Linked DNA regions of Mus musculus: region 2 is linked to region 1. A link is a loop called in an ENCODE intact Hi-C map of the cell type or tissue named here. Cell type or tissue: left cerebral cortex. All regions are shown on one strand. Each heading gives the region's core, and the rest is flanking DNA. Links, peaks and the distances in the headings are about the cores only.

The links. Peaks named below come from ENCODE experiments on the same cell type or tissue, not always from the same donor. Only the 100,000 strongest peaks of a DNase experiment are listed, where the experiment ranks them.
Region 2: a loop joins it to region 1, with 6 times the contacts of the local background. A loop is called at or near these places in 24 of 42 quality-filtered maps.

Annotation. Positions count from the first base shown.
Region 1 is chr8:111,089,151-111,098,724 of GRCm38, reverse strand. It overlaps Pdpr (pyruvate dehydrogenase phosphatase regulatory subunit), which reads right to left and starts at 3,980. Exons shown (of 18, transcript NM_198308.1): 1 at 3,899-3,980. It also overlaps a transcript of Clec18a not described here. In left cerebral cortex, for the core only: a CTCF peak has its summit at 8,410 (motif pointing right); DNase peaks (open chromatin) are centred at 4,185, 4,759, 6,802, 8,459 and 1 more place; H3K4me3 peaks cover 1,940 bases; H3K27ac peaks cover 1,210 bases.
Region 2 is chr8:111,140,505-111,150,078 of GRCm38, reverse strand. 9430091E24Rik (RIKEN cDNA 9430091E24 gene) reads left to right here and starts at 4,581. Exons shown (of 3, transcript NR_040364.1): 1 at 4,581-4,675. In left cerebral cortex, for the core only: a CTCF peak has its summit at 8,437 (motif pointing right); DNase peaks (open chromatin) are centred at 3,601, 4,386, 4,955 and 5,555; H3K4me3 peaks cover 2,120 bases; H3K27ac peaks cover 1,356 bases.

The DNA of each region.
Region 1 (9,574 bases), core at 1,075-9,074:
CAACCTGGGATCCATATAACCATGTCTCAAAACAATCCAAGACCAAAAACAAAAAACAAAAACAAAGATACAAACTTCTCTACATGAGCAGTTTTCTGAAGTCTCATCTTCATAAAACTTTCTATTGCCCAACCTCACCTTAAATTCTCCACAAGGCCCTCTAGGCTACATTTCTAAGTTAAATACACACCCCTTTACTAACATTCTCTCCACCTGCAATGGAAACACAACTCTCAACTGGAGAATTATCTTACCTGTTCTACTGTCTGGCCATCTTATTCCATTATCAACCATTGCCACTTGGTCATGCTTGTGAAAGACCCTTGGGCTGGATGGTTTTATATCAACTTGACACAAGCCAGAGTCTATGGGAAGGGGGAACCTCAACTGAGAAAACGTCCCATCAGATTAACCTGTGAGCAAGTCTATGATGTATTTATTGGGATTCAGATCTGGAACAAACAGCTGAGGGGAATATTTAACCCTCGTAGCATCCCTCAGTCCCTACCTGGCATAGCCTGTCTTCTATCTTAACTGCCCAACCCAGAGGCTGGGATTCCCCTTCCCCAGAGGCTCTTTCCTATATAAGCCAATCATTCTGGTCTCTTCCCTCTTCTCCCCGCCCCGCTATACATTCTCATATTCATTCTCCCCACCTCCACCCCTCAAACAAGTCAGGCTTAACTCTCTCTTCTATGCCCTGGACCTGTGGGCACTGTCTCTCTAGCTGGCAAAGTTCCTGCCACTTGTCTACTGAGCAAAGCTACCTCCTCAGAACACGGCCTATTCTATACCAATCTGACAGTGTAGCCTTTGAGTAAAGGAGTCTTCTGTTTTCTCCCAGGATATTCTACTTCTCCCAGAACTTTTCCTCTTCTCCAATTATCTGTAAGGCATTTGAGTGAAGTAGTAATTCAGCAACCCACTGGGGGAATCCAAGATCTACAAACACAAGATATCAAGTCTCCTTACATCTCATTACCTGTACAACTCTGACCACATTTTGGTGTGCCAGGTTCTATCTGTTAACATCGGTTAGAAATATCTATCTCACATGGTTGTGGAAAGCCTAAATCAAACAATACAATACAAGGGGGGGGGTATGGGGGACCTTTGGGATAGCATTGAAAATGTAAACAAGGAAAATACCTAATAAAAAAAAAGTAAATTAAAAAAACAAAAAAACCAATACAATACAAAAGGGTAACTGATGTCAAAGCCAAGCTCAGAAGCTGGGGGTAGGGTGGGGTGAAGGAGAGAGATGATGGAAGAGTGGAGACAGGGAGAGAGAAAAAGACTATCATTCCCTCATTAATGAGAACTCCTAGGCCAGTAGACAACTGTATCCCAACAGTGAGAAGGTAGAGTTAGAAGAGCAGGAATTCAAGATCATCCTAAACTGTGTAGCAAGTGTAGGCTAATGCCGGGAGCACTCGGGAGGCAGAGGCAGGTGGATTTCTGAGTTAGAGGCCAGCCTGGTCTACAAAGTGAGTTCCAGGACAGCCAGGTCTATACCGAGAATCCCTGTCTCAGAAAACAAACAAACAAAAACAAAAAACCCCAAAAAGTTTAGGCTAAATGAGACCCTATCTCAATAAACATACATAGGGCTGAGGAAGGTGGCTCAGTGGTTAAAGCAGCAGCTGTGCAAGGATGAGGTCCTGAATTTGGGTCTCTGTTAGTGGTTACAGTGTGCAAGATACTTCCTAAGTATCAACTAATCTAAGCACAACCCTATAGGGTGGACATAATTTCTGTTCTGTACTTTAGGAAACTTATGTATAAAGTATATTATGTAAAATTATTATTCTATAATCAAAGACAAAACTGCAAATCTAGCATCAGAGCCACTTATCATAATACTACTACTGCTTTCTTTTTTCCCTTTCTCTCTTTCTTCCTTTCTTTCTAGACAGGGTGTCACTTTGTAGCAAATGGCCTAGAACTTGCTATGTAGACCAAGGTTGCTTAGACTTCATAGAAATCCACCTGTCTCTGCCTCCCCCAGTGCTGGGATTAAAAGCATGGGCTTCAAAGAAATCCAGGTAAGCAAAGGCCAAACAGCTGTAAAGCAGTACCAGAAGCTCTTTCCCTACCTAGAAAAGAGAATAGCAACAGGAAAGAAACATAACAGAGAATTCCTCCCTGAGAAACCCTACCATGCCCAGTCCTTTGTCACTGTTTGCTCAATAAACTTATGATCTCTCGGCAAGACAGGAAGAAAAGGACAAACAGGAGATTCAGGAAAGAACAAAGCACGTTTAATGCCCAGTCTGATAAGGCCAAGAAAAGAATGTTGACTCTGTGATCATCATGACCTTCAAGAGTGAAGAGATGAGGGCAGAAAAGACTGAAGTATACCAGGAAGGGAGGGCTAGAGAGATGTCTCAGTGGTTAAGAACGTTACTGTTCTTGCACAGGGCCTGGGTTTGATTCCCAACTCCCACAAGGAGGTAACAATCTTTAACTTCAGTTCCAGTGAATCCAATGCCTTGACTTTTGTGGACATCAAGCGTGGACATGGTGCACAAACGTACACATAGGCAAAACACTCATAAAATAAAATGTGATGAAGGGGTCTGGCAGTAAAAGCAAGCAAGTTTCACAGGAAAAGGAGGTAGAGCCAGGAAAACAGACACTGAAGACTGCAAACTCATTCAAAGGAAAGGTCAGGAAGTTTTGCATTTTCTTGAAATTCGTGAAAATTAACGGTATCTCTACTAGTAAGAGTAACTTCTAAACAGCCTTAAGACCCAGACTGATTGTGCTCGGATCCTACACCAACAAGCTCAATCCTGGAGCAGTGCTCACACCTGAAATTCCCACCACACTGGATACTGAAACAGGAGAAATGCCCAGGTTCCAGGTGAGCTGGGGCCACAGAGCAAGACTCTGTCTTTAAAAGGCAGTCACAGGGACAGTTCTAACAACTCCTGAATGCTTCCTCTGGTAACAGCATGAGCCACAGGTCACAAAGAATGAAGGCTGAATGTACATTGACGCATCTCCCACACATAACTCGGAGGAATCACCAGGGCAAGTTTACAAGCAACAGAATGACCCTCTGAACAGTTTGATCATGCAAGTTCAGGATGCTGTAATTTTCAACAAATGCACCGTTGGCTGAGAGAATTTAAGAAAAATTATACACGTCCCTGACGCCAAAAAGAGGACCCTTGGGCCGGACGTGGTGGCGCACGCCTTTAATCCCAGCACTTGGGAGGCAGAGGCAGGTGGATTTCTGAGTTCGAGGCCAGCTTGGTCTACACAGTGAGTTCCAGGACAGCCAGGGCTATACAGAGAAACCCTGTCTCGAAAAACCAAAAAAAAAAAAAAAAAAAAAAAAAAGAGGATCCTTAAAGGACGTCTTTATAACTAGACCCTCTACCACATCATCATCCCTACAAATCAAGATTGCATAAATGTTCGAAGTAGGCTTGGAGACCGTGGACTCGCACCTCGGGATCACACACAACTGTCACCCCAAGTCACCCACTGGAAACCCCACGGCCCTGACTAGGTCTCTGACAGGAGTCGGTGAAGCACAGCCGAGCCGCACATTACAAGGTGGGAAACCATTCCACCTGCAGAGACGCGGGGCCACCTCTGGCCGTGACAGCAGTGCGCGCGCGCCCGCCCGAGCCGCAGCCCGCCCCGAGGCCCGGTCCGCCGCCCTGGGAGAGCCGGCGCGCAGTCCCGGGACGGCGGGCGCGGCTCCCCGAGGCCCGCGCAGCTCCACTGGCTCAATCCCGGCGCCCGACCGGTGGCACCGCCTCAGAGACCCGGAGGGACGGCCGGGAGCCGGAGCCCAAAGCTCGGACGCCAGGGGCGTGCGGGGCGCAAGAGTTCGCGGGACCAGAAGGCCGCCCGGACCCGCGGGTCCTAGCCGGCTTCCTACCTCACGGGCCCGCGACTCGCGGGCAGCGCGCTCAGCAACGCCCGGCGGAAGTGAAGGGCAGCCCAGCCGCTGAAGAGGGTCTGCGCCGGCCGGAAAGGGGGCCAGGGCATGGGGACGGGGCGGGACGCGGAGCGCAGAGTTCCGGGACCGCGGGGGGCCTGCGACCTTCCGCGCTTTACGGCCCGCGGCAAGGGTAAGGCGGGCGCGCGCGCCGACGCGCCGTGACGTCACCGCGGCGGACCGGCCCGCACGTGCGCTTGTTTGGGTCTCGCCAGGCCCCGCCCCTCCCGCGCCACCTCCGCCTCCGCCTCCGCCTCCGCCTGGTTGACGACGAGTGTGCGGGGACCTGCCAACGTCCTCCGTCCCCGCTCCGGGTCTCCCGCCGGCCTCGGTGTGTGGGCAGTTCGGGTGATCGTCTGCCGCCAGGCCTGAGCTCCGATCCTGCGCGAGGGGTCCGCAGCCCAGAACCACATCTCTCTGCCCGTGGTCACCGTTGTCCGTCCCTGCACGTCGCTTAAGGCCTTTCAGTGCTTGGCTTGGGCAGAAGTTGTACTGTGGGCCTGGCCGCACCTTGGAGGCCGAATCAGCTGACCTTATTTCCCATCTTACTCCTTGCGGCTGCCCAGAGGGAAAGCATTGTTCACTGGAGCCTCAGAAACATCTTCTGCCTTCCATCCCCCCACCCCCGCCCCCAACTCTCAGCCACATCCCCTAGTTTCTTTCACAGCACTCGTTACTAGATTAAATATATGTGTCTCTACACTGGTGTAGACGTGGCCCTCAGATATCTTGAGGACCTAACCTTACTCAGGTGCAGCTTCTCAACACCTTCACCCCGCGCCTGGCGCACACCATCCAATCATCCTTCGCACAAGCAGCAAGCGAAATGGTGTGCTTTAGTTTAGCCTATCTTGTCTTATGAGCTAGTCTTGAACATTATTGCTAGGCTGTGTACCTTGGTGCTGTCTTGAGCGCTCTGACTAGGAACAAGAAGGCTTCAAGAATCTCCTTTTCATGATGTCATTCATTCCCCAGCTTGCTTAGTTTATACCCAACTCACTAGCCATGAATTTCTCCAAGACTGCCCAGATGAGAACTGACAGTAAGACTCAACTCTACCCGGTTCCTTTTTTTTTTTTTTTTTTTTAGTTTATTTGTTTTATTTAAGTTTATTTGTAGCTGGGCAGTGGTGGCACACGCCATTAAACCCAGCACTTGAAAGGCAAAGGAAGATGGATTTCTGAGTTCGAGGCCAGCCTATTCTACAGAGTGAGTTCCAGGACAGCCAGGGCCACACAGAGAAACCCTGTCTCAAAAAAACAAAACAAAAACAACCAAAAAAAAGTCTATTTGTTTTATTTATTTATTTATTTATTTATGTGTATGTTTTTATAGGCAAAGTCTCAGTCTAGGCTGGATTCAAATAGGTACAGAGGATGACTTAGCTCCTGGTCCTCCTGCCTCCACCTCCCAAGTGGCTTGCTTCACCACACATTCAGTTGCCCTTGTTCTCCTGAAACATTAAGCTCAAGACATTTGGAAGCCCCTAGTAGATGAATCCTTTCACATTTTTGGTTAAGTTTTTAATGATACCTATCCCCAAAAAATGAAAATGAAAAGACACTGACCAATCAAAAATATTTGGGGATAGGTTTTTTTAATTTGTCAGGGAACCAAAGGTTTTTGGGTTTGTTTTTTGTTGTTTGTTTGTTGTTTTTCCTGAGCCATCTGCCTACTTACAATTTCCAGACATACAAACTTTGTAGCAACCTAGTTATCTACAGGACAGGGTGAATGAAATGAGGTGGTGTGTTATCTATGTGTCACACGTAGGGAATGTTTCTCTCACCCACAACTGTTACTGACTCTACTAGAAATTGCTAAGTCTATCCGAGCAGTGATGGCACACACCTTCAATCCCAGCACTTGGGAAGCAGAAGGAGGTGAGTCCCTGTGAGTCTGCGGCCAGCCTGGTCTACAGAGGGAGTTCCAGGACAGCCGGAGGTACATACAGGAACACTGTCTCGAAAATAAAAGATAAAATAAGTGTTAAGTCTGAAAGCTCTTCTTGCGCGCGCCAGACTAGATGCTGCAACAGGATCCTTCTGCACACGTTTATTGGGAGAGCTTGATTGTAGAGGCGAAGAGACCCCAAGCCCAGAACTGGTGCTGCTTATATAGGCCTAGGAGAGGCGTGTCTCACACCCGGATTGGTTATGCACTACGCCTCATTTGCATGTTCCTCATCTGATTGGCTACTCTCTTTCTCTCTCTGTACCTCACAGAGCCTCATTATCATACCTCATTTGCATGTCTCACATCTGATTGGTTATACTCTCAAAGCCTCATTATCATGCCCGGGCCAGGCAGTGTCTTTGCAAAAAACTTTACTGCATATGTACACATTGGTTGTTTGTCCAAACTTATGTGTGGTGGCCAGCAGTAGTCAGTGCCACTCTGCAATGGCACATGTGGCTTCCCACAAGCTCTTTGTGTTGTCAGTGATAAGATTTGGTTTTTGTAATCTCTTACAGCCACCAGCACAGTTTTGAATGCATTCAAGACCAGTGAAATATTTTTGCTTTTGTGATTGGTTTTTTTATGATTTTTGCTGATACTCTGTTGGGGTCAATCCTAGGTCCTACACATAAATAAACCCCACTCTCCCTGAGTGACAGCCCCAGACCTGTTTTTTATAGTTTTGCCTTCTCTCTCCTTTTTTCCCATAAATCATCAGAGGTGTTCCATGATTGGCTCCTGACTTCTCTATGCTGAAAATCCCTTGGAGAATCATCATCCTTTGGCGATGAAAAATGTACCTTGGAAGATCTGAACGCAGCTAACGTTTTGTCCTTTGAAAACACTTGGCATCCTTGTGTGTATGTTGACTACAGAGAGAGTGAGAGTGGGAAGATATTTTTAGCCCTTGTTTCTAAGGATCCAGGCCAGGACGTTCTCTGAGTAGCAAGGACTGGAATCGGAGCTCCTCTCCACAGCTTGGTTCTGGTGCCTTAGCTTTCGGGAATGTCAGGTAAGTAGTAAAACGAAAAAAGAAGGAAAGTTTATTTTGAACTGTAGGCTCCCATCAGCCCTATATACAGTCCTTCCTTCCTTCCTCAGAACAGATGAAATAGAAACCTATACAACTTATTTCATGAAAGGGTTTTCTAGTTCACACTTAACTCTCCAGTCAAATCTTGGTATGTATCAGACACCACTGTAATTTTGTACTTCTGAGTGTTGTTTGCCCTCAGCCCACTAATGTTCCTGGGTAGAGTTAGCATGTGGTATTGAGAACATTCCAGATCCTTGAGTAGAGGGAATTAAGCTAGTTTACTAAGCTGGATGTCGTGGCTCATGCCTTTGATCCCAGCATTCAAGACACAGAGGCAAGCAGACCTCCTTGAGTTCAAGGCCAGCCTGATCTACATAGTAAGTTCCAGGATAACCAGAGCTATAGAGAGATCCTCTCTTGAAAACAATGAAATAGAGGATAGTTGATTGTGCACACGGAAGCAGAGGCCAGCCTGGTCTACACAGCAACTTCTAGGACAACCAGAGCTAAACACAAATAAAACAAAACAAGCACTTCTCCAAATACTGGCACTCAAGACAATCTAGGACCATGCCAGGTGTGATACTAGGGTCTGAGATTGTATCTAATCCAGTCCTCTGTCTTTTTTTTTTTTTAATGTAAGTACACTGTAGCTGTCCTCAGACACCAGAAGAGAGAGTCAGACCTTGTTAGGGATGGTTGTGAGCCACCATGTGGTTGCTGGGATTTGAACTCCGGACCTCAGGAAGAGCAGTCGGGTGCTCTTACCCACTGAGCCATCTCACCAGCCCCAGCCCTCTGTCTTGGAGCTGCCTGGAGAAACGTCCTCTTGACACCTTTCCTTCTGTGCTGTGGAAAGTTCTGAACTTAGAATCTTTTTTTTCCACTTGGTTTTCTAGACAAGGTTTCTCTGTGTAGCTCTGGCTCTCCTGGAACTCACTGTGTAGACCAGGCTACCCTCAAATTCACAGAGCTCCACCTGCCTCTGCCTCCTGAGTGCTGGGCTAGAGGTGTGCACCACTATGCCCGGCTGAATTCAAAATCTCACGACCCCAGATGCCTCTCCCAACTTTTCTGGAAAGGCCCTTTCGTCTCTTAAATACTCAATATTCAGCTGATGAAAGTTCCATCTCCTTGGTGGAACATTGCCTTTCCAAGAAACTGGGGTCCCTTGGTGTTTCCACAGTCTTCTTTCCTTTCTTTTAAAAAAGCTTTTTAGGGGTCTGGAGAGATGGTTCTGTGGTTAAGAGCACTGACTACTCTCCCAGAGGACCTGGATTTGGATCCCAGCAACCACACATGGCAGCTCACCACTATCTGTAATTCCAGATCCAGGGGCTCTGATACCTCCACTCAGGTGAGTGTGTTTTAAAGTTTATTAAAAGATCTTTTTTTCCCCCAATCTTAACTGATTTAACTGTAATTGCCCCACAGACCAGATGGGACTTGGTTCTGCTTATGTCCTCAGGCTGACCACTAGGTGGCGCTGGAACCTGTGTATTGAAGTGACCTGGCTGCCTGTATCCCTTATACTTCGTTGAGTGAACTGTTAGGGTTAATTAGAAACTGACCATCTAGTGATTGCCATATGCAGGGATCCATCCCATAATCAGCTTCCAAATGCTGACACCATTGCATACACTAGCAAGATTTTGCTGAAAGGACCCAGATATAGCTCTCTCTTGTGAGACTATGCCGGGGCCTAGCAAACACAGAAGTGGATGATCACAGTCAGCTATTGGATGTGTCACACGGCCCCTTATGGAGGAGCTAGAGAAATTACCCAAGGAGCTAAAGGGAACTGCAACCCTATAGGTGGAACAACAATATGAACTAACCAGTACCCGGGAGCTCTTGTCTTTAGCTGCATATGTATCAAAAGATGGCCTAGTCGGTCATCACTGCAAAGAGGCCCATTGGACTTGCAAACTTTATATGCCCCAGTACAGGGGAACACCAGGGCCAAAAAGGGGCAGTGGGTGGGTAGGGGATTGGGGGGGGTGGGTATGGGGGACCTTTGGGAAGGAATTGAAAATGTAAACGAGGAAAATACCTAATAAAAAAAAAAAAAAGAACTCAAATGATATGTACTCACTGATAAGTGGATATTAGCCCAGAAACTTAGTATACCCGAGATATAAGAGACAATTTGTAAAACACATGAAACTCAAGAAGAACGAAGACCAAAGTATGGACACTTTGCCCCTTCTTAGAATTGGAAACAATCATCCATGGAAGGAGTTACAGAGACAAAGTTTGGAGCTGAGACAAAAAGATGGACCGTCTAGAGACTGCCATATCCAGGGATCCATCCCATAATTAGCCTCCAAATGATGACACCATTGCATACAGTAGCAAGTGTTTGCTGAAAGGACCGTGATATAGCTGTCTCTTGTGAGACTAGGCCCGGGCCTAGCAAACACAGAAGTGGATGCTCACAGTCAGCTATTGGATGGATCACAGGGCCCCAATGGAGGAGCTAGAGAAAGTATCCAAGGAGCTAAAGAGATCTGCAACCCTGTAGGTGCAACAACATTATGAACTAACCAGTACCCCGGAGCTCTTGACTCTAGCTGCATATGTATCAAAAGATGGCCTAGTCGGCCATCACTGGAAAAAGA
Region 2 (9,574 bases), core at 570-8,569, 52 kb before region 1:
AAGTGTATACACAAACCAAAAGGATTGGGTGTCAAGCATCGGTTTTATATATAGGATTTCTTATGGGCAGGAGTTTTTCAGGGCAGAGATTTCTAGACTGAAGATTGGTGGGATTTCAAGTCCCAAGCTTGGGGGAGCTCAGAGACTGGTAGGTTTATCTGCTCAGGGATTGGTGGGTAATCCCTGAGCTTCCCAAAGAAACCCACCCTGGCTGAGCTGAGGAGCTCTGGAACCTCAGCCCCACTCCCTTCTTCCCTTCAGAATATTTGATCACATTTTGAACCCTGAAATTGTGTTATTTATGGTGTGGGGGTGGGGGACCTGTTTTTAGTTATGGTGTGGCTTAGCCTTAGCACACACCTTAAATCAAGAGCTTACTGCTTGAATGTTGTAAACAGGATTAAATAAAGTCAACCATAGGTCAAGAGGCAGAGCAAACAACCAGATGACAGGAAACGAACATAGGATTACTAAGAAAAAAAAGAGTAAGGAGGAGTCAGGAGGATGGCTAGACACACAGGTAGAAGGGAGGGACATTCAGTTGGAAGGAGGTTCTTCTGAGACCGTGTGAGAGAGGGGAATTCTGAGGAGGAAGGGAGAAAGGTCAAACAGGTGCTTTCCTCTCTGAGCTAACAGACTTTGACTGCAGGGTCTGACTCCTGAGTCTTCATTAGTAAAATCAAATGACTGAGTCCTCTCCAAGAGCAGAGAATGTGGGAGCTGGATCGCTCATTGGTTGAGACCACTCGTTGCTCTTTCCGATGACTTGAGTTCAATTACCAGCACCCACATGGCAATTCACAGCTGTTAGTAACTGCAGTCTTGGGGGATCTATTGTGCTCTGTCTGGACTCTGTGGGCACCAGGCACACATAACTCACAGAAATACATACAGGCCAAACAACTATACACATAACACTTTTTTTTTTAAAAAAAGACCAAACAGTGCTCTAACTTTAGAGCTCTCTCCAAGCAATCCTTGAGTGTGCTCAAAAGTTTAACATTTGTTTTGAGAAACCAGAGGATGCATCTTGACATAGGTCATGCCAAGTATTTGGACTTAGATCCTTATAAAGGAGACCCAATCAATAATAGTGAGGGGGTAGGAAACAACACGTGTCTACCTTCTGTCTGACTCAACATTGTGTAGCTCAGACACGTGAAGCAGATGGCTCATGAAACCTTGGTTACCCCCCTCCCCCAAATGATCACATCTGCGCATCCAGAAAGACTTCCCTAACAGTGTTGTAGGTGGGTTTATGGTCCCCCCTCTCTTAGGGGGCGGGGGAGGGTGGTGATCAGCATCATTTCTCTTGCTGCTTGTGAGAAGAAGGATATCTTGAATGTTGTGCTCCAGGCGCGGGGTGAAGGTGTTGAGAAGCTGCACCTGAGTAAGGTTAGGTCAAGAGCTCAGAGGGGCCGGGCAGTAGTGGCAAACACCTTTAATCCCAGCACTTGGGAAGCAGAGGCAGGTGGATTTCTGAGTTCGAGGCCAGCCTGGTCTACAGAGTGAGTTGTAGGACAGGCAGGGCTACACAGAGAAACCCTGTCTCAACTAGCCCCCAAAAAGCGTTCCATTTTAAAAGTATTATTTTATATACATAAGTATTTTACCTGCATGTATACCTCTGTACTACGTATGTGCCTGGTGCCCACAGAAGTCAGAAGAGGGCATTGGACCCCCTTGGACTGGAGTAACAGCTGGCTATATGGGTGCTGGGAACTGAGTCCAGGTTCATTGGGAGAAGAGCAGCCAGTGCGCTTAAACAATAGACCATTTCTCTATCCACAAATACCAAAAAACTGTAGAAAAATCGTGTGTGTACACATGTGGATGTTAGACAGCTTCTGAGAGTCCATTTTCTCTTTCTACTATGTGGGTCCCAAGGACTGGACTCAGTCAATGATGAGGCTTGGAGGCAGGTACTTAGCCATTTTGTCAGTTCATGCTTCTATTATTTTTCTAAATGTAAAATATAATTTTATTTTATAAATGTTTTATCTGCATGTATGTATGTTATGTGTACCATGTGTGTGCTTGGTGCCCAAAGACATCAGATGTTGGTTTTCCTAGAACTAGAGTTACAGATGGCTGTGAGTTGCCACGTGGCTTCTAGGAATGGAACCCAGGTCCTATGGAAGAGTAAGAACTCTTTGAAGCCATCTTTCCAGCTCATTGTTGCTCTAGATGCCTCTGGGCACATTTCCTCTCTTCTGGGATAATATTTATTTCCTGATTTACTCAATGAATCCTGGGTTAAGATAATGCTACTTGCTAAGTGTTTCTCTGTATCTTTTTTCACTGTTGACCTCAAATTTAGTCCGTGGTTAGAAAACATATTTGGGTGACTAGAATTCTTTCAAACACAAGTAGCTCAAGGCATGGTGTAAGTTGACAAGTGCTCCACAGGAGGAAAATAAACTGTATTCTACAGTTGCTGGGTAGAGTAGGGTTTTTTGTTGTTGTCGTTTGTTTGTTTTTTGTTTTTTACCTTTCTGTCTTCTAGAAGACAGGGTCTACGTATCTCTAACTGTTCTGGAACTATGTAGCCAAGGCTAGCCTTTGAGATCTGCCTGACTGACGATGTTTTTTTCTTTCTTTAAACGTTGTTAGACTAGGGAGGTTTTTTTTTTTTTTTTTAAATGCTTTTTAGAGACAGGGTTTCTCTGTATAGCCCTGGCTGTCCTGAAACTCACTTTGTAGACCAGGCTGGCCTCGAACTCAGAAATCTGCCTGCCTCTGCCTCCCGAGTGCTGGGATTAAAGGCGTGCTCCACCAAGCCTGGCTTTTTCTTCCTTCTTGTGTCTCCATTTCTCCCATGCATGGAGATCTGAAGATCCTGAGTTAGGATTCATTTCATCCAAGTCTGCTGGTGACAGATTCTGATTGTCAAAGTTTGAGACAGGGTCTGAATAGCTCTGGCTGCCCTAGAACTTGCTCTGTAGTCCAGGCTGGCCTTGAACTCGAAATCCACCTGCCTCTGCCTCCAAGTGCTGGGATTAAAGGCATTGGCCACCATGCCCAGCCCATACAGCTTCTTTTATAAGATGATTCTCCTGGACTCCAGCTCCTCGGTCATGGGTTACTACAGCTGGCTTTGGTTCCTTGATTTTTTGACATGAATCTAATGTTCTATCCTGGCCCCCATATATTCCCTTATCTTTTCACTCAAAGACAGGGTCTACCCTGAGGTGGTGACACATGCCTTTAATGCTAGCACTCAGGGGCCAGAAACAGACAGCTCTCTGAGCTCAAGGCCAACATGGAATACAGAGGGAGTAATAGGGCCACACAGAGAAACTGTCTCAAAAAAAGAAAACAAACCAAAAAGGGTCTCACTTAGCTCAGGCTAACCCCTAACTCCCTACATAGCCAAGGATAATGTAGAGCGCGGGTCTCAACCTTCCTAACGCTGTGACCCTTTACTACAGTTCCTCAACTTGTAGTGACCCCCAACCAAAAATTAATTTTCAATGTTAGTTCATAATTGTTATGAATTGTAAATATTTTTGGAGACAGAGATTTGCCAAAGGAAATGCCCACAGTCTGAGATCCTGCTGCCTGCACCTCTGTGAGTGACATCACGCTGGGTGTGGGCAGTGCTGGGAACCAACCCCAGGACTCCAGTCATTTTAAGCCCATAATTTGTAAACTTATGAATTAAACAACCATCACAATAATGTAGTTTTAGAACATTTTACAAAGCCTGGAAATATCTGTGTGTGTCCTTTTATGTTTATTTTTATGTTGTCCAGGTTAAACAAATGGGCTCAAGCCAGCCGCCTATCTCAGCCCCGGAGGGGTTGGGACTACTATATTTCTTTTACTTAAAACATTATTTTTGGGGCTGGAAAATGGATCAGTGATTAAGAGGACTTATTGACTATTCTTCCCAAAGACACACATGTGATTCCTAGCACCCACATGGCTTCTAACAATCATGTCTAACTCTGGTTCTAGGGGATGTGACATTCTTGGCCTTCTCGGGCACTGCATGTATGTTAGACACAGACTTGCTGACACAAGCTGACCAGACAGCTACACATAAAAGTATTCCATTTTGCCTGGCGGCAGACGGTCACCCTAACTGCCCACACTGGGTCGAGGCTCTGGCCCGGATCCGATGCCCGGGCTCTAGGCACACACGGAGGCCGGCCTGAGGCCGGTGGCGGCTCTCCTCACTCTCGTCGCCATCCAGGCAGAGGCGGAGGCGGAGGCGGCCACGGGTTCTGGGCTGCGGACCCCTCGCGCAGGATCGGAGCTCAGGCCTGGCGGCAGACGATCACCCGAACTGCCGACACACGGAGGCCGGCGGGAGACCCGGAGCGGGGACGGAGGGCGGTGGCCGCTCCCTGCACACTCGCCGTCATCCAGGCGGAGGCGGAGCGGGAGGGGCGGGGCCTGGCGAGACCCAAACAAGCGCACGTGCGGGCCGGCCCGCCGCGGTGACGTCACGGCGCGTCGGCGCGCGCGCCCGCCTTACCCTTGCCGCGGGCCGTAAAGCGCGGAAGGTCGCAGGCCCCCGCGGTCCCGGAACTCTGCGCTCCGCGTCCCGCCCCGTCCCCATGCCCTGGCCCCCTTTCCGGCCGGCGCAGACCCTCTTCAGCGGCTGGGCTGCCCTTCACTTCCGCCGGGCGTTGCTGAGCGCGCTGCCCGCGAGATGCGGGCCCCTGAGGTAGGAAGCCGGCTGGGACCCGCGGGTCCGGGCGGCCTTCTGGTCCCGCGAACTCTTGCGCCCCGCACGCCCCTGGCGTCCGAGCTTTGGGCTCCGGCTCCCGGCCGTCCCTCCGGGTCTCTGAGGCGGTGCCACCGGTCGGGCGCCGGGATTGAGCCAGTGGAGCTGTGCGGGCCTCGGGGAGCCGCGCCGGCCGCCCCGGGACTGCGCGCCGGCTCTCCCAGGGCGGCCGACCGGGCCTCGGGGCGGGCTGCGGCTCGGGCGGGCGCGCGCGCACTGCTGTCACGGCCAGAGGTGGCCCCGCGTCTCTGCAGGTGGAATAGTTTCCCACCTTGTAATGTGCGGCTCGGCTGTGCTTCACCGACTCCTGTCAGAGACCTAGTCAGGGCCGTGGGGTTTCCGGTGGGTGACAGTTGTGTGTGATCCACGGTCTCCAAGCCTACTTTGCATGATGTCCGTGGGTGGGCGAGGGCCGCTGGCAGGGAGCAAGGCCAGAGGTCAACTTTGAAAGCCACAGGGATTTGCATCACTTTAAAAAACTAACTTCATATTTTTAATATTTACTGGCTTTGTTTGTGTGTAAGGTAGAGGTCAGTAGAGAAATTGGGGATGCGTTTCTCTCCTCCAGATGAATCCAGGGATCGTTCCTAGCCGATCAGTCAAGTACCCAGGTTTTTTGACTTTTACCCGCTAGCCATTTTTGTGGGCCCAACTCTCTGAAGCTCTCTTTTTTTTTTCTTTTTTTTTCTTTTTTTTTGGTTTTTTGAGACAGGGTTTCTCTGTACAGCCCTGGCTGTCCTGGAACTCACTTTGTAGACCAGGCTGGCCTTGAACTCAAAAATCCGCCTGCCTCTGTCTCCCAAGTGCTAGGATTAAAGGCGTGCGCCACCACGCCCGGCTCTGAAACTCTCTTGATACCTCCTAATGCACCTGTTGAAAAAATAAAAATCTGCAGTCGGGCTGGAGAGATGACTCAGTGATTAAGAGCACTTCCAGAGGTTCTGAGTTCAATTCCCAGCAACCACATGGTGGCTCACAGCCATCTGTAATGGGATACCCTCTTAACGGTGTGCATGAAAACAGTGTACTCATATACAGTAAATAAATAAAAGGAAAATCTGCAGTCTGGACCAGTTGGGTCACAATGTCCAGCAGGTTCTGTCCTTCCTTCCCCATTCGTTCATCCATCCATCCATTTTAACATAGAGTCTCACTAGTAACCCTGGTTTACCTGGAAGGCAGAGAGTCACCACACAGGCCTTCGGTTGGTAAGCAAGTGTCCTGTGGGGTTCTGTTGTGTGGGGGAGTGTGGCCGTCCACCTGTCTTTTTGACCAGCAACCCATCTGTGGTTAAAGCCAAACAGAAGAAACTCTGGAGTCACTTCAGTGCTGCCCCTTTGCTGGGGTTGATTTAAGAGGAGCCCAACAGAAACAGCCTGGGTTGTTTGGCAGAAGTTGTTTTAACTGAGAGTTTTACAGTTACTCTCAAGGACTTTTTAAAGGGTGTCCATTGCTTTAAGCTTACTGCCTTTTATCTTCTGCATCTCCGGTGTCACTGGCGTGATTACCCTCGTTGCTGTTGAGGTTTCTTTGGCTTTGACATTCAGCCTGCTGGAGAAGACTCCAGAGCCTCCCTTTGCTTCTTGCTATTTGGTTTAATCCCTTCTGCTCTCACCTAGTCACTGTTGTAGGTCAAGATGAACACTAAACCAACAGTCTGTCAGGCTGGGCTTTTGACATGGTTTATTTCCTCCTGAAACTCATCTGTTGCTGTTTCTTCTGCCATGTCTTCCTGCTAAGGGGTGAGTCTTAGCGTTCTTTCCCACGGTTGTATTATCTTTTCTCGTCTAGTTTTCTTTGAAAGGGCTGCATAGCGTAGAAACAGATAATGACTATGCTAATGATGACTGACTGAAGATGATGGGTTCTCTGGAGTAACTGGTCCTTTCATCACCAGCTGTACATGACCAAGATGCCAGGACATTCATGGTCTTCAAAGATCAACCTGGGCCAATGGCTCTGGAGTTTGTTGTCTCATGCCAGTGAAAACTAGGAGACAAGACCTCTAGTGGGAACAAGCAAAAAAACCCAAAAAAACCAAAAACAGACTTTAATTATTACAGCGACTGAGGAAAAGTGAGACATGAAAACGGGAGTAACTCTCCAGAGTCAGAGAAGGGTTTCCAAGAGAAGGTGGCTGAATTTCCTTATCCAGGGTTTTTATAGGGCAGTGGTAGAAACTGATAACAGATAAGATCTCTCCAAATTGGTTTGGTTCTCTTGACTATAGTGGGTCAAGCCAATGCAGGGCCCGCATTCTGTCACACGTCCCATTCACCCAGCCAGAGAGATGAGCATGCACTCTTCAGACATTGGGGGTCTCAAGGCTCCTCTCAGTCATCACTGACTCTGGCTTTGTGGGTATTGACTGTTCCCTTCACTGCTGGCCATAACTTGCTGGTGTTTCTTCCTACAACCTTGAGCTGTCTTATTAACTTTTTTATTTTATTTTTTTAAGATTTATTATGTGTGCTGCACTCTGCCTGCTTGTATGTCTATATGCCAGAAAAGGGCACCAGATCTCATTATAGATGGTTATGAGCCACCATGTGGTTTCTAAGAACTGAACTCAGGACCATTGGAAGAACAGCCAGTGCTCTTAACCTCTGAGCCATCTCTCCAGCCCTGTTAATTCTTGATTATGTATTAAACTCTGACTTTGTTAGTTGTTGATTTGGACTCTGCTAGCTATTCTACTGGCTAGTGTTGCTACTTCTAGCCCAAGTGTTGGTAGTTGTATAGAACTCTCTGTTCTCACAGCTACTAACAAGTAATAGCATTTTGGGTTATCCCTGTATGGGGATGGTCTGGTGTCTCTTTCTTGATGTGAAGACAGGCTCTAATAGCTTCAGTAGAAGCACTGTATTAAAAGAAAGGCTATATAATAAGCAGGAGTGCCTAGCATGTCTTTTCCAAGGAGGAAATGTGTCTTTCTGTCCATCACTGGCACTGGCCTGGTACTGCTGTTTATTTTCCCTGTTTGTTTAAGATAGGGGGTCTTAAGACCAGGCTGGCCCCAAATTTAGACATGTGCCTGCCTCTGCCTAACAAGCCTGGGATTAAAGGTGTGCACCACCACTTACTGGCCTTCCTTTATCCTTAGCCTGCTGTTCTCTTTAGCACGTTCTTTTTACTGTGTCACCCAGCTGCAGGTGTCTTTGTGTCTCTTCCTTAGTATTCTTGGTTTCATGTTTTAAGATTTATGTATTTAATGTGGATGTGTGTTTGCATGAATGGGTGCATACATATACATTGGTGTATATGGAATGACTTGTGTGCCTGGTGCCTACAGAGCCAGAAGATGGCATAGAATCCCCAGGGGCTGTTTGTGAACTTCCAAAAGGGTGATAGGAATTGAATCAAGGTTCTCTGGAAGAGTAGTCAGCGCTTTTAACCTCTGCAGTATTTTTTTTTTTTTTTTTTTTTTTTTTTTTTTTTTTTTTGGTTTTTTGAGACAGGGTTTCTCTGTATAGCCCTGGCTGTCCTGGAACTCACTTTGTAGACCAGGCTGGCCTCGAACTCAGAGATCTGCCTCTGCCTCCCGAGTGCTGGGATTAAAGGTGTGCACCACCACACCCGGCTTATATCTGCAGTATCTTGACCTTGGCTTCACTGTTTTGGCTTTGTTTTTTGTTTTGTTTTGTTTTTATTTTAAAGATTTATTTATTTAATGTATATGTTCTCTTCAGACACACCAGAAGAGGGCATCAGACCCCATTGCAGATGGTTGTGAGCTACCATGTGGTTGCTGGGAATTGAACTTAGGACCTCTGAAAGAGCAGTCAATTCTCTTAACCATTGAGCCATCTCTCCAGCCCTGGCTTTGGCTTTTTAAGACAGGATTTCTCTATGAAATCCTGACTATTTGAGAACTTGATCTGTAGACCAGACTGGCCTCAAGCTCACAGAGGGATGCCTGCTTCTGCCCTCCAAGTGCTGGGATTAAAGGTGGTGCCACCACCACCCTGCACTGGCTCTACTATTTGAACTTTCACATTTTTTTTTTTTACCTTAACATCCATGTTTGGCATATGTGGGCAACCTGTAGTTTTTACTGTTGGGGTTTGGATTAAGGTTAGATGAGGCTATAATGAATTATGACATAGATGTGAGGACATGTAATGTTGACATTTCTCAGGAACTGAATTTGGAATGCTACAGAGTGAAGGAACACATGATGACCTGTGGTGTTCTTAATTTTTAGACAATAGTTAGGCCAAATGAGGTACCCATGCCTCAGATATTTTTAAAGAAAAACTACATTATTGGACTTTATGTAACCTTGGATATGCTGGCCTGCCTTGTTGGGTAAGACTTCCTTGTTAAAATCTAAACCTGTAACTCTGTTATTAAAGGAGCTGTAACAATAAAATGAGCCTTGTTTACAGTTTGTGCTCTGTGCTCTCTTGCCTTGAATTCTCTGGTGTTTGCATCGGTTCTTCAGCATCCATCAGTCAGGAGAGCAGATTTGGCTACATCTCATATTTTACCCTGAATGTTTTCCTATTACTGTCTGCTGAGCTACCTCTTAACCTCATTAGACTCTGGTATATTGTAGTGGGAAAAACCAACTTGCAATTCCAAGGGGCTTTCTGATCACCAGGAGACACAGCTCCACGATACAGTTCTAGTCTTCCTTAGTTACCATCTGTCTAACCCACAAGCTTCATTTGCTCTCACAGTTGTGTTTAGTGGTGGTGGTGGGGGGGGGGGAGTACTATTTCATGAGTGCTTCTGTGACACTACTTGCGTATTTTTCCTGCATCGCCTGATAATTAGTCTTTCCACAGGCATATGAGGTAGATAATTCCTAGACCATGTAACAGATGGGAAAATCCT